5 separate regions of the Homo sapiens genome follow, and all the other regions are linked to region 1. The links are chromatin contacts, found by Hi-C or POLR2A ChIA-PET in ENCODE. All regions are on one chromosome and are shown on one strand. The core of a region is the stretch at or near the end of the contact, and the rest is flanking DNA. Distances in the headings are between cores, read along the strand shown. Region 1 holds the start of DLG1 (discs large MAGUK scaffold protein 1). Region 2 holds the start of LRCH3 (leucine rich repeats and calponin homology domain containing 3). Region 3 holds the start of SENP5 (SUMO specific peptidase 5). Region 4 holds the start of MELTF (melanotransferrin). Region 5 holds the start of BDH1 (3-hydroxybutyrate dehydrogenase 1).

Region 1 (2,862 bases), core at 119-2,618:
CACACAACGGAAAGGAAAAAGGATAGAATCATGTTAAACTAGCATTTTCCCCTATCGAAATAGAAAACCCTCGCAGCCTATTTGAAAACCCCACGTTCCAAAGTTTTACCAAGTCAAAGAAAGAGTCTCAAAACGCAGCAGTTGTCTGTCAACGTGGAAAGCTTTTCCTTGGAGTGGGTACCCCTCCAAATTAAGAACAGACAGAAGTCGGCTTCCAAACTCTCCTCGAAAGCGTCCCCTCCCCAAAGAGCCTAGACCTGAGGCCGCCTCTTCCCCCGCACAAGTATCCACACTCCCCACCTGCTACTGGGTACGGGCGGGTGAAGCGCTCCGACCCTTGGCCCCTGAGCCAGCAGCGGCCGCAGAGCGCTGAGAGGGGACCAGCGGGACTGGCCGCCCGCCCTGCTCGGGCCCCCTCCTCTCGCTTGCCTTTCTCCTTGCTCGCTGCCTCCGGGCTGCTCCAGCGGGGGCCGGACAGGGCAGCGGCCGCTCTCCGCGACGCCCTCGCGCCCCGCATGCACACCTCCGCGGGCCCCCACACCTGCGGCGCCGCCACAAAGTTCCGGTGAGCGGCGTGCGCTCGGAACTGGGGTGCGCCCCGGCCAGACTCGGAGCAGCTCCCCAGCCCGGCCCCGCTCCACGTACCCCCGCCCCGCCCGGGGCCCGCGGAGCCGAGCGGAGGGGGCGAAGGGACGGGGGAGGAGCTCCCCTGGGCCGCCGCACCCCCGCGGCCTCGTCCTCCTTCTCGGCCGCGCCGCCTCCTCGCTCGCCGCGGCCCCCCGGCCCGCTCGCCCAGTTGCTGCCGCACGCCCCACCCCCGGAACCTCGCCTCCTTCCGCGCCCCCAACCGCTCTCCCCCGAAACTTTCCGCCAAGATGGCGGCCCCCGAGCTGGCCTGCCGCGCTCCCACGTGACCGCTTTCCCGGCGCTCTCAGCCAATGGGAAGTGAGGAGGCGGCTCGCGCCGAGCCCCGGGCTCCCCGCGCTGCTACCTTCGGGTTGGAAGGGGGAGGCGGGTCGGGGGAGGGCAGGGGAACGGAAGGGGTACCCGGGGAGCATCCTAAGGGAACCTCTTCGCTTAAAAGGGCGGCCGCTGAAGTGGCTCTGAGAACAAAGGAGTTAACACTCGGACTCCACAGGTGGCCCGGGGTGGCCCTGGAGGAGCCCGCCTTTACCTTGCCCTAGCCCACCGGCGCGTCCCGCAGTTCCGAACTAAACGCGCCAGGCCGGGAAGGCTCGGGCTGTCTGAAGAGAGGCGTGACCTCGCCTACACCAGATCCAAGGCGCACATACCGAGACACCCCTCAACCTCACTCAGCAGTGCCGTTTCCAACTCCGCGGCAGAGACAGCGCCTGGCGACCCCGGGGGTAGATCCCCACCGGGGAAAAGCCGCCTTAAGGAGGAGCCAACTGCACCTCCCAGGGGGCGGGGAGGGCGGGGCCTGGGAGAGGGAGAGGGAGGAGTTCGGGGAGGGGTGCCAACTCTGCATTGCCTTCCACTCCAGGCTGATTGTTAAGTTACTCTTCGTCCCTTAGTAATAGGCTTGGGGGGAGGGGTTTCATTACAGAAGGACATATGAAATAGAGACACTGGTTAACTTGGCAAGAGTTTGAGGGTTATAGTACAAGATTTTTAAGCCTAACTGATTAATTCCGAGTATGGTATACTTAAGGGTGGGCAGAGAAGGTTTGTTCATTCATTCGCTCATTCATTCATTCATTCATTTCCCTCAAGCCTGCGTCCCCGCCCGGTCAGCATCGCAGGTGTTACCCAAACTCTGACGGTCCCTTTAAGAACTCACCCGGAGTCGCGCCCTCCGAAGCTGAGCCGCCCTCGGCCAGCGCTGCAGGTTTGTTTCGTGCGCACCTCCGGGCGGAATTACCGGCCGGCTGGGACCCCGCTCCCGGTCTGAGCCACCCAGGTTATAGAAGGGGAATCTCGGGAAGCTTTCCAAGTCACTGCCCACGTCTTCGAACTTCCTCGGGGTGACGAGGACCTCCCTATTAGGAGGTCCAGAGAGAATTTGCCCAAAGTTACCCCGAGTGAGTGACAGAACTGGAAACCCGGAGATCCTGTCTTTCAAAACCGGAAGGCTCTTCCCAGTAAACCTGACGGCCTCTGACTGAGGCCGTATCCATTGGCTACCAAAGGGAAGGCCGAGGAACCTCGTATTGTAACCTTAACAGCTACTCAGAGGTATACTGACCACTGGTTTTACTTTTGGATTGCACCTTAGAATCCTAACTTACTGTAAGGACCCACCGACTTTAGAACCTATCTAGGACAAGGAACCGAGGTCCGGAAAAAGGGAAGCAACTTGTCCAAGGACATAGACGCTAATCAGTAACAGAGCAGCCGAGAACTCAGGTCTCCTAGCTCTAGTCCAGGGCTCTTTCTCTTGTGATTTTGGACAACTTGACAGAGAGGTATGTTGGTATGTTGGCAGCAGACCTCTGTGCTTTCCCGGATCAAGCATCCTGGGATCTTGAACAACAGTTAAAGCAACATTGCATAGAGAAAATGGGATAGAAGGGTCAAACGGTGCTGAAGGCAGAGGTGTCCTAACAGCCGGGAACTTAACAGAGGGACGGAATTTATTTAGTAGTGAAAGTGGCTCATGACAGGCATCATACTCTCAAGACTTCGCTGATGGACTGTGAATGGGATGGTTGCAGTAAGAAACCATTCTAACAATGGAATCTCTTCAGAATTCAGAAGAAACAGGGAGGGAAATTTGCCCTCTCCCTTGATAACATTTATTGTTCATATATGTTCACTTGCTAGGAAACGGGGATAGAAATAAATAAGATCCGAGTCCTGCTCTCAAGGATACACAGCCTTGTAGCAAGTACACAAAGGCCA
Region 2 (2,862 bases), core at 164-2,663, 490 kb after region 1:
TCACCTTCCAGTTTGTCCTACTTTATAATCCTTCAGGTTTAATTCAAAACCGAATTTATCCATGATATAGCTTTCTTTTCTCTGGACTCATAAGTAAGCCCCATCACTCTTAGCCCTTTTTTGTGGGCCTGTCTGGGTTCCATAATTAGATTGTGATCCTCTAGGAAAGGATTGTACCTGACAGCCTCTTCTATTTCCCATAGTAAAACTAGTTGATTAATTGTTGGTAAAATTTACATCATATAGCAGAAATGGCTTCTTCAGTAAAACAGACTGAAGAATATGCTAGAGACTGGCTGCAATATAAGTGAGGTCTAATTGGTTTTAAATGAAGTATTTTCCACTCTTTCATTTCTTGAGTGGTTTCAATTTAGAGCATCTCTTCGGTTCTACCTTTAATTCCCACATTTAGATTACAGTGAGATCATTTTCTGTTCCTCAATTTTGGTTCCAGACCAACATTTTAGATTTTAATACTACTATAATCTTGCTTTATCCAACAATAAAATCTTGCCAAAAGTACAAGTACTATTGAAGATATTTGTTGTATTTTCATTAAGAAAAGCTATTTTATAAAAGGGATGGATGATATAAAATAATACGTTTTTAATGAGAATTTTGAGCCCAATTAGCACGTTTGTTTGTTTGTTTTCTCTCCAGCAACCATAGTAAGTCCACCAAACCTTGATTTAGATCATCTGGTAATACAATGAAGTTGGGAAACGGTTTAGGTCGTATCTCAGAGGGTCCGCTCCTCTCACCATCCAAGTTTCTGCAGCAGCAGTGTTAAGAAAGATTCCTTGCCGGGCGCGGTAGGTCACGCCTGTAATCCCAGCACTTTGGGAGGCAGAGGCGGGCGGATCACTTGAGGTCAGGAGATCGAGACCATCCTGGCCAACATGGTGAAACCCCGTCTCTACTAAAAATACAAAAATTAACCGGGTGTGGTGGTGCGTGCCTGTAGTCCCAGCTACTCGGGAGCCTGAGGCAGGAGAATAGCTTGAACCCAGGAAGCAGAGGTTGCAGTGAGCCGAGATCGCGCCACTGCACTCCAGCCTGGGCGACAGAGCGAGACTCTGTCTCAAAAAAAAAAAATTCTTAATTTAATGCTTAGTCGACTCCTCCACTACTGAGGGAGCAAGGCGGAGAAGTTTTGATGCGGAGCGTTGCCTGAAAGATGTTTTTGTAGAGGCATTTTAGAAATGCCCCTGGGAGGTTAGAGTAGGGGGCTGCTCTGGATTTGTGAGGTCCGTTTTAACTTCCCTTGAAAAGCGCATCATGTGGGCGGGGGCAAGCGCCTGGCTGCGCCGGGGGGCACCACGGTGCTGCCCATCACGGGAACCGTCCGGGGTCGGTCCGTGAGCCCCTTTCTCCGCCCACCCAGCGGTCCGGCCGCGCATGCGCTGAGCTGGCGGGCCCGAGTGTTGTCGGCTGGGAAATGGCGGCCGCGGGCTTGGTCGCTGTGGCAGCGGCTGCCGAGTACTCTGGCACGGTAGCGTCGGGAGGTAACCTCCCTGGTGTTCACTGCGGCCCAAGCTCCGGGGCAGGCCCTGGTTTTGGCCCGGGCTCGTGGAGCCGCTCTCTCGATCGAGCCCTGGAGGAGGCGGCGGTCACTGGGGTGCTGAGCCTGAGCGGCCGGAAACTGAGGGAGTTTCCCCGGGGAGCGGCCAACCACGACCTGACGGACACCACCCGGGCGGGTGAGCGGGGCGGGGGGCGTCTCTGCCCGTCGGAGACCCGGCGCCGGGAGCCGCCCCGGCCGGGGGAGGCGGATGCGGGGGAGTTACAGCAGCTCGTCCCGTAGGCGCCGGGTCCGGACCCGGGTAACGGGGAGAAGCCGACGGCGCCAGCCCTCCGGGCCTGCGCCAGACCCAGAGCCTGGGGAGAGGCGGCGGGCGGCGGCATCTCTCGGGGAAGGGGGCCGGAGTGATTGATGGATGATTTTTTAGGCTTTCTGAGGAAAATCAGTTTCTGCCACGGCGGAGGTAGACCCTTGCCCCGCCCCGGTTTCTGCAGGCCCTTTCGGATTTGGGGTGCCGAATGGACCTGCTAAGACGGGAACGTTAGCGCGAGCTCTTCACAGATCAGAGTAGCAGGGGTGTCTGGACGAGCTGCATTGTCAGGAAGGGTCGGTCTCAGCCCTGGAGTTTTTTCGAAAGAAGTGTTGGGGAGCGTGTGTTTAAAGTGGACCCGAAAGAAGTGTTGGGGTGTGTGTGTGTTTAAAGTGAACCCGAGAGAAGTGTTGGGGTGTGTGTGTGTTTAAAGTGAACCCCAAAGAAGTGCTGGGGTGTGTGTGAAGTGAACCCGAACGCTGGAACGTCTTTCTTCGCCTCCATCTAGTTGACTTACAAAATAAATACGCTTGTAAAAATAACTAGAGCCCACTTTCCGACTCCCATTAGTTTCCTCTTCCACTCCTCATGTCCTCCAAAAAAAAGTTGAAGCAAACTACTTAGAAAAGATAGTCTAACATATTTGTACTTGCTATTCCTTTTTAAAGCATTACTTCGTGTTATGTATGTTTTCGAACACAGGAAAGAGAATAAGAAAGTAGGTATTATTTGGCTTTCTTAGTTGTGGCGAACAGTGTCTGGTGCCCGAGTTGTTCATCATCATGTTTGCAGTGCCGTCATCACTGCTCACTGCAGCCTCGACCTCCCGGGCTCAGGTGATCCTCCCACCTCAGCCTCCTGAGTAGCTGGGACTACAGGCAGCCGCCACCACGCCCAGCTAATTTTATATATATATATATATATATATATATAAAATATACATATATATATAATATACATATAAATATTATATATAAAATATATATATATTTTTTCGAGACGGTATCTCGCTCTTGTCTCCCAGGCTGGA
Region 3 (2,862 bases), core at 212-2,711, 430 kb before region 1:
CGGTGGCTCACGCCTGTAATCCCAGCACTTTGGGGGGCTGAGGCGGGCAGATCACGAGGTCAGGAGATCGAGATTATCCTGGCTAACTTGGTGAAACCCGGTCTCTACTAAAGAAATACAAAAAAAATTAGCCAAGCGTGGTGGTGGACGCCTGTAGTCCCAGCTACTCAGGAGGCTGAGGCAGGAGAATGGCGTGAACCCGGGAGGCAGAGCTTGCAGTGAGCCGAGATGGCGCCACTGCACTGCAGCCTGGGCGACAGAGCGACACTCCTCTAAAAAAAAAAAAAAAATCACTGACAAAGAGAAACTGTTAAAAAGAAGTGAGAGGGCCTGGTGTGGTGGTTCACGCCTGTAATTCGAGCACTGTGGGAGGCCCAGGTGGGAGGATCACTTGAGCTCAGGGGTTCAAGACCAGCCTGGGCAACATAGGGAGATGTCATCGCTACAAAAATAATGATAGTAATAGTAATAAAAAATTAGCCGGGCGTGGTGCAGGAGCCTGTGGTCGCAGGTACCCTGGAAGATGAGGTGGGAGGATCGCTTGAGCCCAGGAGGCAGAGGTTACAGCGAGCCTAGGGTGTGCCACGGCACTCCGGCTTGGGCGAGACAGCAAGACCCTGTTTGGAAAAAAAAAAAAAAGAAAAGAAAAAAGAAAAAAAAATCAACAGTAATTGCAGCCATTGCTTAGAACTAAGACTAAACAAAGCTTTTGTTTGGAAAGGAGTACTTTTTCATTAACATTGTTTAGAATTTTCTGACACATGATGATAATTAAAAGCAAACCATCCTGCAGTTGGCTTCGGTATTGTTTTTATCTTCTCCACCATCAATGCATATCCTTACTGCCTACACAGGCTCTCAGCAACGCACTGTTGGTTTTCCATTGCAGTCACCTCCACTTTATTCTTCCAGATCGAGTATGTTCAAAACTGAACTCATCTTCCGCCATAAATCTGCTATTATTATGTTTTTGCCTGTCAGGACATCGGCTTATAATTTTGGAAAGCATTCACAGTTGGGGCGGGTAAGACATAGATAAAGAGGCCAATCACAATACCAGGGGTAAGATCAATAGGAAAACCAGAGAGCGGACGCCTGGGCCAGGCCTCACAACGTCCAGAGCTGGAATGGGTCTTTTGCTTTCGGCGCAGGGGTGACGGGATCAGCGGAGGGTAGGGGTGTACACTAGCTGCGGTCTGATTTAGCCCTTTTAGGTTAAAAGCTGGAGAAGGGGCTGAAGTCTCAAACGCGCTTAGCAGCTCCTGAACGCGGTTCCCATCCCAGCGCGTTCTGAGGGAGGCCGGGGCTAAGGACGCGGTGACGGGCGGGGGCGGGGCGGCCCCGGGTCGGGAGGCGGGGCGGGAGCGCCGGAAGCGGGCGGTGCCAGGCCCAGCCTCGCAGGCGGAAGGGCGCGGAGGAGGTGACGCGATAGGCCAGCGCCGGCGTCGCGGCAGCCGCTTCAGAGGAAGCTCGGCGGCTGTGGCCGCGGCGAACAGGCCGGACGCCTCGTCGCTGGCGGGGCTTCCCTTGGAGCTGACGAAGGCGGGGTCCGCGGTCCAGGCTGCTGCCGCGACGGGGCCGGCGGCGGGGCAGCTGCCAGGAACGAGGGTAGCAGGTAAGCGGGGACGCGGGCAGACGAGTGACGGACTCAGCGATCGCCTGGCGGGGCTGGCTGGGGCCATTCCCGCGCCGGTGCGCCACCTCAGCGCCCGGTCCGGAGGCCTCGAGCCGCCCTCCCCCGCCCGAGCTGGAGGCCGCCGTCCGTCTCGGCCACAGCCTCCCTTTCCGGGGGAGGCGAGCGAGCTCGTCCCGAGGGGCCGCTGCCCTGCGCTCTCGCTCCAGCCGGGCTGTGCGTCGCAGGCACCGGGAAGCTGGCGCCCCCCAGCTCCTCCTGAAGCCGGGAAAGCTCTGAGAGGAGGAGCCGCTGTCACAGGCCTCCAGCTCCGGCCGCCGTGGAAGTCCGGGGTTTTTATTTGCTTAGACCGCTCTGCCTCCTTCCGGCCTTCGTTTCTTTCCTCGCGCTCCCCGGGACCCTTTTCCAGAGAGCCCGGTTGGGCATGAGCGCGGTGGGAGACGTCTTTTCCCTTCGGTCTGCTCTGAGCGGTATCAGCCTCCGCTCTACGCCCTGTGGCCACTCTGTCGGGGTGGAGGGATGCGGAGAGGATGTGGGAGTTTTGGACTTAGAGCGAGAATAGCCGAGGTGAAATCCTACCCTGCTCTCTGGTAGTGTTTTTCATCTCATGCTAGATAGACATTTCGACCTTTTTCACCGCAGGTAAAGTGGGACTTTCTTCTACCAATGTAAATTATAATGTTTGGAGAATTAAATGAAGAAAGCAGACGTTAGTTATGAAATGTTTTGAGAATCTGGTTAAATTTAATTTAAGAATATCCAGGACACTTCATGATAGGTTCCTACTTATGTTTTTTTTTTGCATTTTGCCCGGAATAACTAAGCTTGGTATGGAAAAGGTTGCCTAGAGATGCCAGGCGCTCGTGTGGTCAGAGCCTAACTGCAGTCTCTGTTTTGGGTGGGCAGCATCAGGAAGAAACCAGACTCTCTCCTAGCCATCCACATGTCTCACGCTTATTGATGGCATATTATTGGTATATGAGGGATGGCTTATATCAGTTTTGATCTTTACTCAAGATAGCTTTTTCCCAGTGCATCTTTTCTAGGAGAAAAGCTTGGTATGTAGAGGAGGGTGCTGGGGAGGGGGGCTTCATTTACACCTGGGCTCACAATTTTTTTTTGGAGGGGGGACAGGGTCTCACTCTGACACCCAGCCTGGAGTGCAGTGGCGCGATCTTTTCAGCTCACTGCAACCTCCTCCTCCCAGGTTCAAGCGATTCTCCTGCCTC
Region 4 (2,862 bases), core at 1-2,500, 270 kb before region 1:
CACCTTCTGTGTTGAAAGTAAACCCCCTTGTAGAGAGCCTGAGACACCCACATCCTCAGTGGACTTCTGCTTATGCCTCAGGATCTGACCGGGTCAGAGTCCCCGAGAGCTCCCAGGCTAGGGGCCCAGAGGAAGGGGTGCTGGAGCCCCTTGGGGCCGATGACTTTCAGGCCTGAGCTCCTCTGCCATTCACCCTGCCCCAGCCAGCACTGCCAGAGGCCTGTGCAGGAGGGAGGGAAACGCATGACTCCGCCCGAAACCAGGTCACCCTCCCGTGGCAGCCCCACCAGCCCAAGGGCCGAGACTGAAGCTTCCGCCACAGCCCTCCCCTCCCCACTCCTGGCGGAGGCCTGGGAAGTCGAACTGCCCTCCCCTCCGCAGCGCTCCAAGCCCCCCACCACCCAGGCGGGAAACTGCAAAGTTCAGACGGGGCGGGGGTGGCGGTGGCTTCATCGTTTGCATTGATGAGTGCGTCGCCTGCGGCCACAGCGGTGCCACGAACTCCATCCCCTCGGCGGTCGCCGCCCGCGATCCCCGCGAGCCGCTCCCCGAGGTCCCGCCTCCCGTCCCACCATCCCGGGCCCTGACTCCCCGGGGCGCCGACGCGAGGGGACCCGGCCTCCGTCTCCACCTCCATCCCTGCATGTGCCAGAAACCCCCGGGCGGACTCCCGCGCCTGCCGGTCAGTCCCTCTGAATCTTCTCCCGCGGGGGCTCGGGAGAAAGAGCTGCTCCGAGCCCCCAAAGTCTTCCTGAGTTCCTGCGCCCGTCGGGAGGGGCCGCCCTCCGGGAGCTCCTCTCCACACCCCGAGGCCTCCCCACCACGCCTCAGCCCGCGCTTCTCCTTGGAGCGTCGGAAGCCTCGGGTGTTCGAGGCCGCCTCCTCCAAGAAGCCTTCCAGACTTCCCCGTCTGCGCTTCAGTGCTAGTTCCCTCCGCCGTCCTCACTCGACCCCGAGCCCCTGCCTCCCCCGTCTCACTGCCCCGGAGCCGCAGGCTCAGGCACATTTCCAGCCCCGGGACCTGCTCAGCCGGGCCGCGGCGCCCCGGGACCCCCGCCCGCCTTTGGCTCTCACAGCGGGGCCTCACCGGTGCGCAGAGCCAGGAGCAGCCACAGAGCCCCGCTCGGACCCCGCATGGCGCCGTCGGGGCTGGCTGGGGCCGGGCTGGGGCTGGGTCCGGGTCCGAGGAGGTCCGCAGCAGCCGGGCTTCCTCCCTGCTCCCCCTCGCGCTGGCCCGAGCTCCTTAAGTGCGGCCGCGAGTTCCCGGGCGGAATCCACGCCCCTGGGGCGCAGGTCACCTCCCGCCGACCCCGGACCCCGCCCCTGGGCGGCCCCGGCGCGCCCCCTGCTGGAGGCCTCCCGCTCGGGCCCGGGCGCCGCTGCTCGGGGCTCTCGCCTCAGCCTCCTACCCCGCGTTCCAGGGTATCCTCCCCTCCTCGCGCCCTAGAAAGACTCCAGATACCGTGTCTAACTGGAGAGAGAAAAGCTCAGACGTGGAAGGAAGGAGAGGTCAGAATCCCAGAGTCGGGGCTGGAGGGCAGCTGGAGGATGATCTCATTCACGCAGCAGCTCCCTCCCAGCACAGCTGCACAGAGGATCTGGGATACGGGGGAGCCCAGGCCGAGCGCCCTGGCGAGGGGGGAGCCGGGCAGGGGCATCTCGGCCACAGCTGCACAGAGGATCTGGGATACGGGGGAGCCCAGGCCGAGCGCCCTGGCGAGGGGGGAGCCGGGCAGGGGCATCTCGGCCACAGCTGCACAGAGGATCTGGGATACGGGGGAGCCCAGGCCGAGCGCCCTGGCGAGGGGGGAGCCGGGCAGGGGCATCTCGGCCACAGCTGCACAGAGGATCTGGGATACGGGGGAGCCCAGGCCGAGCGCCCTGGCGAGGGGGGAGCCGGGCAGGGGCATCTCGGCCTAGCCGACTGCCTCTCCTCGGGCCTAGAGACGGGAGGTGACTTGCCCGAGTCAGGCATCCAGTCAGTGGCAGAGCCAGCTGATTGGAAGGTGAGAAGAGGACCAGAGAGGAATTGGAGGAAGCGGAAAAGGAGAAACAGGCGGAGAAGGGGAGGAAGAGAGTGAAGAAGGTGAGGGAGGAAAGGGTGGGTTGACCGTATTTCTAGGACAGTGGTTCTCAGTGTGGTCCCTAGGCCAGCAACGTGAGCATCACCCTGGAACTTGCTGGAAATGCAAGTGCTCAGGCCCCACCTCCGACCCACTGGATCGACAGCTCTGGGGGCGGGGCCCACAATCTGTTTTTATTTCGGGGCACAGCAAATGTTGAGAACCACTGTCGCAGGCGGGCAAAAGCGGCACTCCCCATGTGGTTGGGGATGCGGGGAATGAACTGAAGACATTGTTAGTCACCTGCCTCCATTTAGGCCTCACCTTTATGTCATCAGCCCCTCTGAGACTCAGAAATGATGTCTCTCTCTGACATGGGTAAGTACAACAGTGAGAGAGAAGACATCCCTCTGAGTTTGTCTGTCCTTGAGCTTGCTCTGCGCCCTGGGGAAGGAAGGCCTCCCTCCTATGGGGCCATGAAGCTACTGCTTATCACACACTGGATCAGGGGAAGGAACATGGGCTGGGCTTCAGGAGACTCGAGCTCTACTTTTTAAAAACCAGCGACTTACAGACCCTGGGCGAGTTCGTCGCCCTCTCTGGGCTTGTTCCCCACATGTAAAAGGTAGGTCATGATGGCCGTGACGTGCCATACTTTCCGTCTCCTGTCTGCTCTGGAGGACTTGTGCTGTGGAAGCTGTTTCTCCATCCCCCCAGATGGATCCCTTCTTCCTAGTTTGCACAAAGGTGCCGAATGGACTAGCAGGCAGCCTTGCTAGAGGGGCTGATGGCTTGTCCT
Region 5 (2,862 bases), core at 158-2,657, 260 kb after region 1:
CCAGGACATTTGCAGCGTCACAAAAGATCCTGTCAGCGCGAGGCCTGCAGGCGGCCCTCCATAGTGAAATATGTGCTTCTGCAACCCCTCAAAGTAGGAACTGCAGGGTGACTCTGCATCAGCTGACTACAGGCAGATTTCCAGGCTGACTGGCTGGAAAAGAAAAAAAAAAAACGCGGAGTTCGACGCCGCGCGCAGCACCAAACACTTCCCCAGAAGGGCGCAGCCTGGAGGCGGCCGCGCGCAGGACGCACGCCCAAGGCGCCTGGGCCGCTAGGGACCGACCGGAGCGCTCAAACCCACAGGGTATCTATCAGGCGCGCGTCAGCACGTAAGCAGAGCGCGAGAACGCCCGAGACGGCGGCGCAGCCAATCCCAGAGCAGCGCTCCCCAACGGCCGGCCGGAGGGCGGGGAGAGAGGGGGGCTCGGCCAGAGCCACGCTTCCCATTGGTTGAGACAGCACCGCCCAGCCAAAGCCCCCTTGTCCTCGCGCGGGTGCGCCGCCTGGACTCCCACCCTGGCCAGTCCCGGGCCCACCACCACTCTGGCATCCCCAGCCTGTCCCCGCGGCTCCTCCTCCTTCCCCGGCCCTGTGGCCTGCCTGCTGTCCAGCATTCTTCCCCAGGGCGCTGTGGCGCGGAGGGAGGACTCCCCAAACCCCGGGAACAGAGCCTTGCGGAGGACCCCGGAGGAGGAGGAGGAGGAGGGACGCGGACGGGACTGGGAGATTCGGTCGGGAAGGGGACAGGGCCTAGAGCCCGGGGCTAGAAGGCAGGACACCTGGCTTCGGTCTGGGCTCGGCCTTTGACTACGACGTGACCTTGAGGACGGTTCCTTCCCTTCGTGGGGCCTGGGTCCCCTTCAGTAAGATGCGCCGGCAGGAAACGATGAGTCGTTTCACCTGGGAGCTGCAGGGCCGCGTGTTTAACCCAGGGCCTCCTCCTGCCTGGCACATTATTCCGAATAATAAATGCCAGATCATGCTGCTGGAGACGCCGGCAGAAAAGCCGAGAGGGAGACTCCCTGGGGTCTGGGCGCGATCGGCCATCCTACCCTTACCCCGCTGCGGCCGCAGGGCTCGGCCTGTAGGGCGCGAGCCCCCCTTCCCCACCCGTATCCCGGCTTCGGAGCTAAAGGAACACGTGAGGCCGAACCAAACCGAGTAGAGGGCGCCAGGGAATCCCGCCCGAGCTGCAGAGACGCGGACCCCTCCTCTTACCCAAAACCAAATGGGCAGGGGGCTCCGCTGCAGAGGGCTCGCCGAGGCTCTCGCCTTCACCCGGCGCCGCGCAGGTGCCCGCTCTCCTGCGGGGAGAGCCGAGGGGGGGCGCTGCCGCAGGGTCTTTCTGGAAGCCCCTCCACCAGCACTCCTGCGGCCTGCGGCCTCCGCCACCCGGACGCTTCTACACGCGAAGCGCGCGCTGGGGCTACGCTGGGCGGGGCTCACGGCGGCGTGGCTGTCGGGGGGCCGCCGAGCCGCCTCCTCCGCGCTGGGTGCCCGGCTGGCGCTCCTCCCGCCCAAGGTGCCCTGATCGCTAGGCTCCCGGTGCGGCCGTCTCGCCCCTAAGCCGGGCGCCAGATCCCCCGCCGCCTTCTCGCTCCCCGACCGCTGGGCGGGGGCGAGGGCCAGGGAGATGGAGCCAGGTGCGGAAAGGGTTGCAGCCTCGCGGGCTGAGGCCGGAGGGTGAAGGCGCCGCTCCTTGAAGTGAGGAAAACTCCGGTGAGGAAGAGGCTCTTTCCAGGTCCTGTGCGTGTTGCTGTCTTTAGAGCTCATTAGGGTTGGTTGGTTTTTAAATTTCTTTTGATCAGATGAATTTATTTAAAGGCCGGGGGCGGTGGCTCACGCCTGTAATTCCAGCACTTTGGGAGGCTGAGGCAGGTGGATCACTTGGGGTCAGGAGTTCGAGACCAGCCTGGCCAACATGGTGAAAACCAGTCTCTACTAAAAATACAAAAGTTAGCAGGGCGCGGTGGCGCACGCCTGTAATCCCAGCTACTCGGGAGGCTGAGGCAGGAGAATCGCTTGAACCCAGGAGGCGGAGGTTCCAGTGAGCCGAGATTGCACCATTGCACTCTAGCCTGGGCGACAGAGTGCTCCGTCTCACAAAAACAAAAAAATTAAAGATTTGCTTCTCAGGGTCTTTAAAAATAAATTAAGAATAGCAGTTTCCCAGAGTTTTAATAATAGAACAACGGAGGGCCATCGGCCACAGATAAGGGTTTCCTCCCAACCCCACCCCACTGCGCTATCGCCCTGCGCCAGCACACCTCAGTTTCCAGGATGAGAAACAGGCTGAGGAGAGAAGACACCAGGACACATTAGTGGCGAAGCTACGCGAAAGGAAAATAAACCTTGGGGCCCCCAAATCACTAGGCTAAAGGGGAAAGTCAAGCTGGGAACGGCTTAGGGCCAACCTGCCCCCATTCTACTCAAAATCACCCCCTGCTCACTGAGATAAATGCATATCTGATTCCCCCTTTGGAGAGGCTCATCAGAAACTCGAAAGAATGCGACCATTTGTCTCTCATCTACCTATAACCTGGGGGCTCCCTCCTTGCTTCGAGTTGTCCCACCTTTCCAGACTGAGCCAATGTTCATCTTACATATGTTGATTGATGTCTCATGTCTCCCTAAAATGTATAAAACCGAGCTGTGTCCCAACCACCTTAGGCACATGTCAGGACTTCCTGAGGCCATTTCACTTGCGTGCATTCTTAACTTTGGGAAAATAAACTTCCTAAATTGATCTGGCTCAGATTTTGGGGGTTCACAACTATGTTTAGGTAAAGTACAGAGAAGGAATGAATAGAATGAAGAGAATGAATGAAACTTGCAAATACAGGAAGATGAAAACAGGAGG

Evidence for each region. Hi-C counts contacts between places; a loop is a spot of excess contacts on that map. ChIA-PET counts read pairs that join two places held with the same protein, here RNA polymerase II (POLR2A). Pooled maps may share reads with other maps.
Region 2: a loop to region 1 is called in a pooled map, with 5 times the contacts of the local background. The contact joins the promoter of LRCH3 here to the promoter of DLG1 in region 1. A Hi-C loop is called at or near these places in 1 of 37 single-sample maps with no recorded cell type and 8 of 50 pooled maps. POLR2A ChIA-PET finds 5 or more read pairs at or near these places in 2 of 52 experiments (activated CD4-positive, alpha-beta T cell and activated T-cell).
Region 3: a map of naive thymus-derived CD4-positive, alpha-beta T cell shows a loop between it and region 1 (3-fold over the local background). The contact joins the promoter of SENP5 here to the promoter of DLG1 in region 1. A Hi-C loop is called at or near these places in 1 of 168 maps with a recorded cell type or tissue (naive thymus-derived CD4-positive, alpha-beta T cell), 1 of 37 single-sample maps with no recorded cell type and 9 of 50 pooled maps. POLR2A ChIA-PET finds 5 or more read pairs at or near these places in 4 of 52 experiments (A673, CD4-positive, alpha-beta T cell, K562 and 1 more).
Region 4: a loop to region 1 is called in a map with no recorded cell type, with 13 times the contacts of the local background. The contact joins the promoter of MELTF here to the promoter of DLG1 in region 1. A Hi-C loop is called at or near these places in 3 of 37 single-sample maps with no recorded cell type and 6 of 50 pooled maps. POLR2A ChIA-PET finds 5 or more read pairs at or near these places in 2 of 52 experiments (HepG2 and PC-9).
Region 5: a map of CD8-positive, alpha-beta T cell shows a loop between it and region 1 (32-fold over the local background). The contact joins the promoter of BDH1 here to the promoter of DLG1 in region 1. A Hi-C loop is called at or near these places in 9 of 168 maps with a recorded cell type or tissue (B cell, CD4-positive, alpha-beta T cell, CD4-positive, alpha-beta memory T cell and 5 more), 17 of 37 single-sample maps with no recorded cell type and 21 of 50 pooled maps. POLR2A ChIA-PET finds 5 or more read pairs at or near these places in 4 of 52 experiments (AG04449, Caco-2, activated CD4-positive, alpha-beta T cell and 1 more).

Annotation. Positions count from the first base shown.
Region 1 is chr3:197,297,244-197,300,105 of GRCh38, forward strand. It overlaps DLG1 (discs large MAGUK scaffold protein 1), which reads right to left and starts at 1,369. Exons shown (of 25, transcript NM_001366207.1): 1 at 1,293-1,369. DLG1-AS1 (DLG1 antisense RNA 1) reads left to right here and starts at 1,004. Exons shown (of 3, transcript NR_038289.1): 1 at 1,004-1,367; 2 at 1,735-1,849. RefSeq lists silencers at 296-925, 1,416-1,545.
Region 2 is chr3:197,789,841-197,792,702 of GRCh38, forward strand. LRCH3 (leucine rich repeats and calponin homology domain containing 3) reads left to right here and starts at 1,414. Exons shown (of 21, transcript NM_001365715.1): 1 at 1,414-1,700. The coding sequence starts at 1,439. RefSeq lists enhancers at 1,074-1,788, 1,402-1,601 and a silencer at 1,642-1,911.
Region 3 is chr3:196,866,459-196,869,320 of GRCh38, forward strand. SENP5 (SUMO specific peptidase 5) reads left to right here and starts at 1,462. Exons shown (of 10, transcript NM_152699.5): 1 at 1,462-1,615. RefSeq lists a silencer at 1,239-1,818 and an enhancer at 2,470-2,862.
Region 4 is chr3:197,028,567-197,031,428 of GRCh38, forward strand. MELTF (melanotransferrin) reads right to left here and starts at 1,251. Exons shown (of 16, transcript NM_005929.6): 1 at 1,088-1,251. The coding sequence starts at 1,136. RefSeq lists silencers at 514-693, 884-933, 984-1,473 and enhancers at 1,007-1,643, 1,644-2,280, 2,668-2,862.
Region 5 is chr3:197,554,561-197,557,422 of GRCh38, forward strand. It overlaps BDH1 (3-hydroxybutyrate dehydrogenase 1), which reads right to left and starts at 1,408. Exons shown (of 8, transcript NM_203314.3): 1 at 1,221-1,408; 2 at 2-153.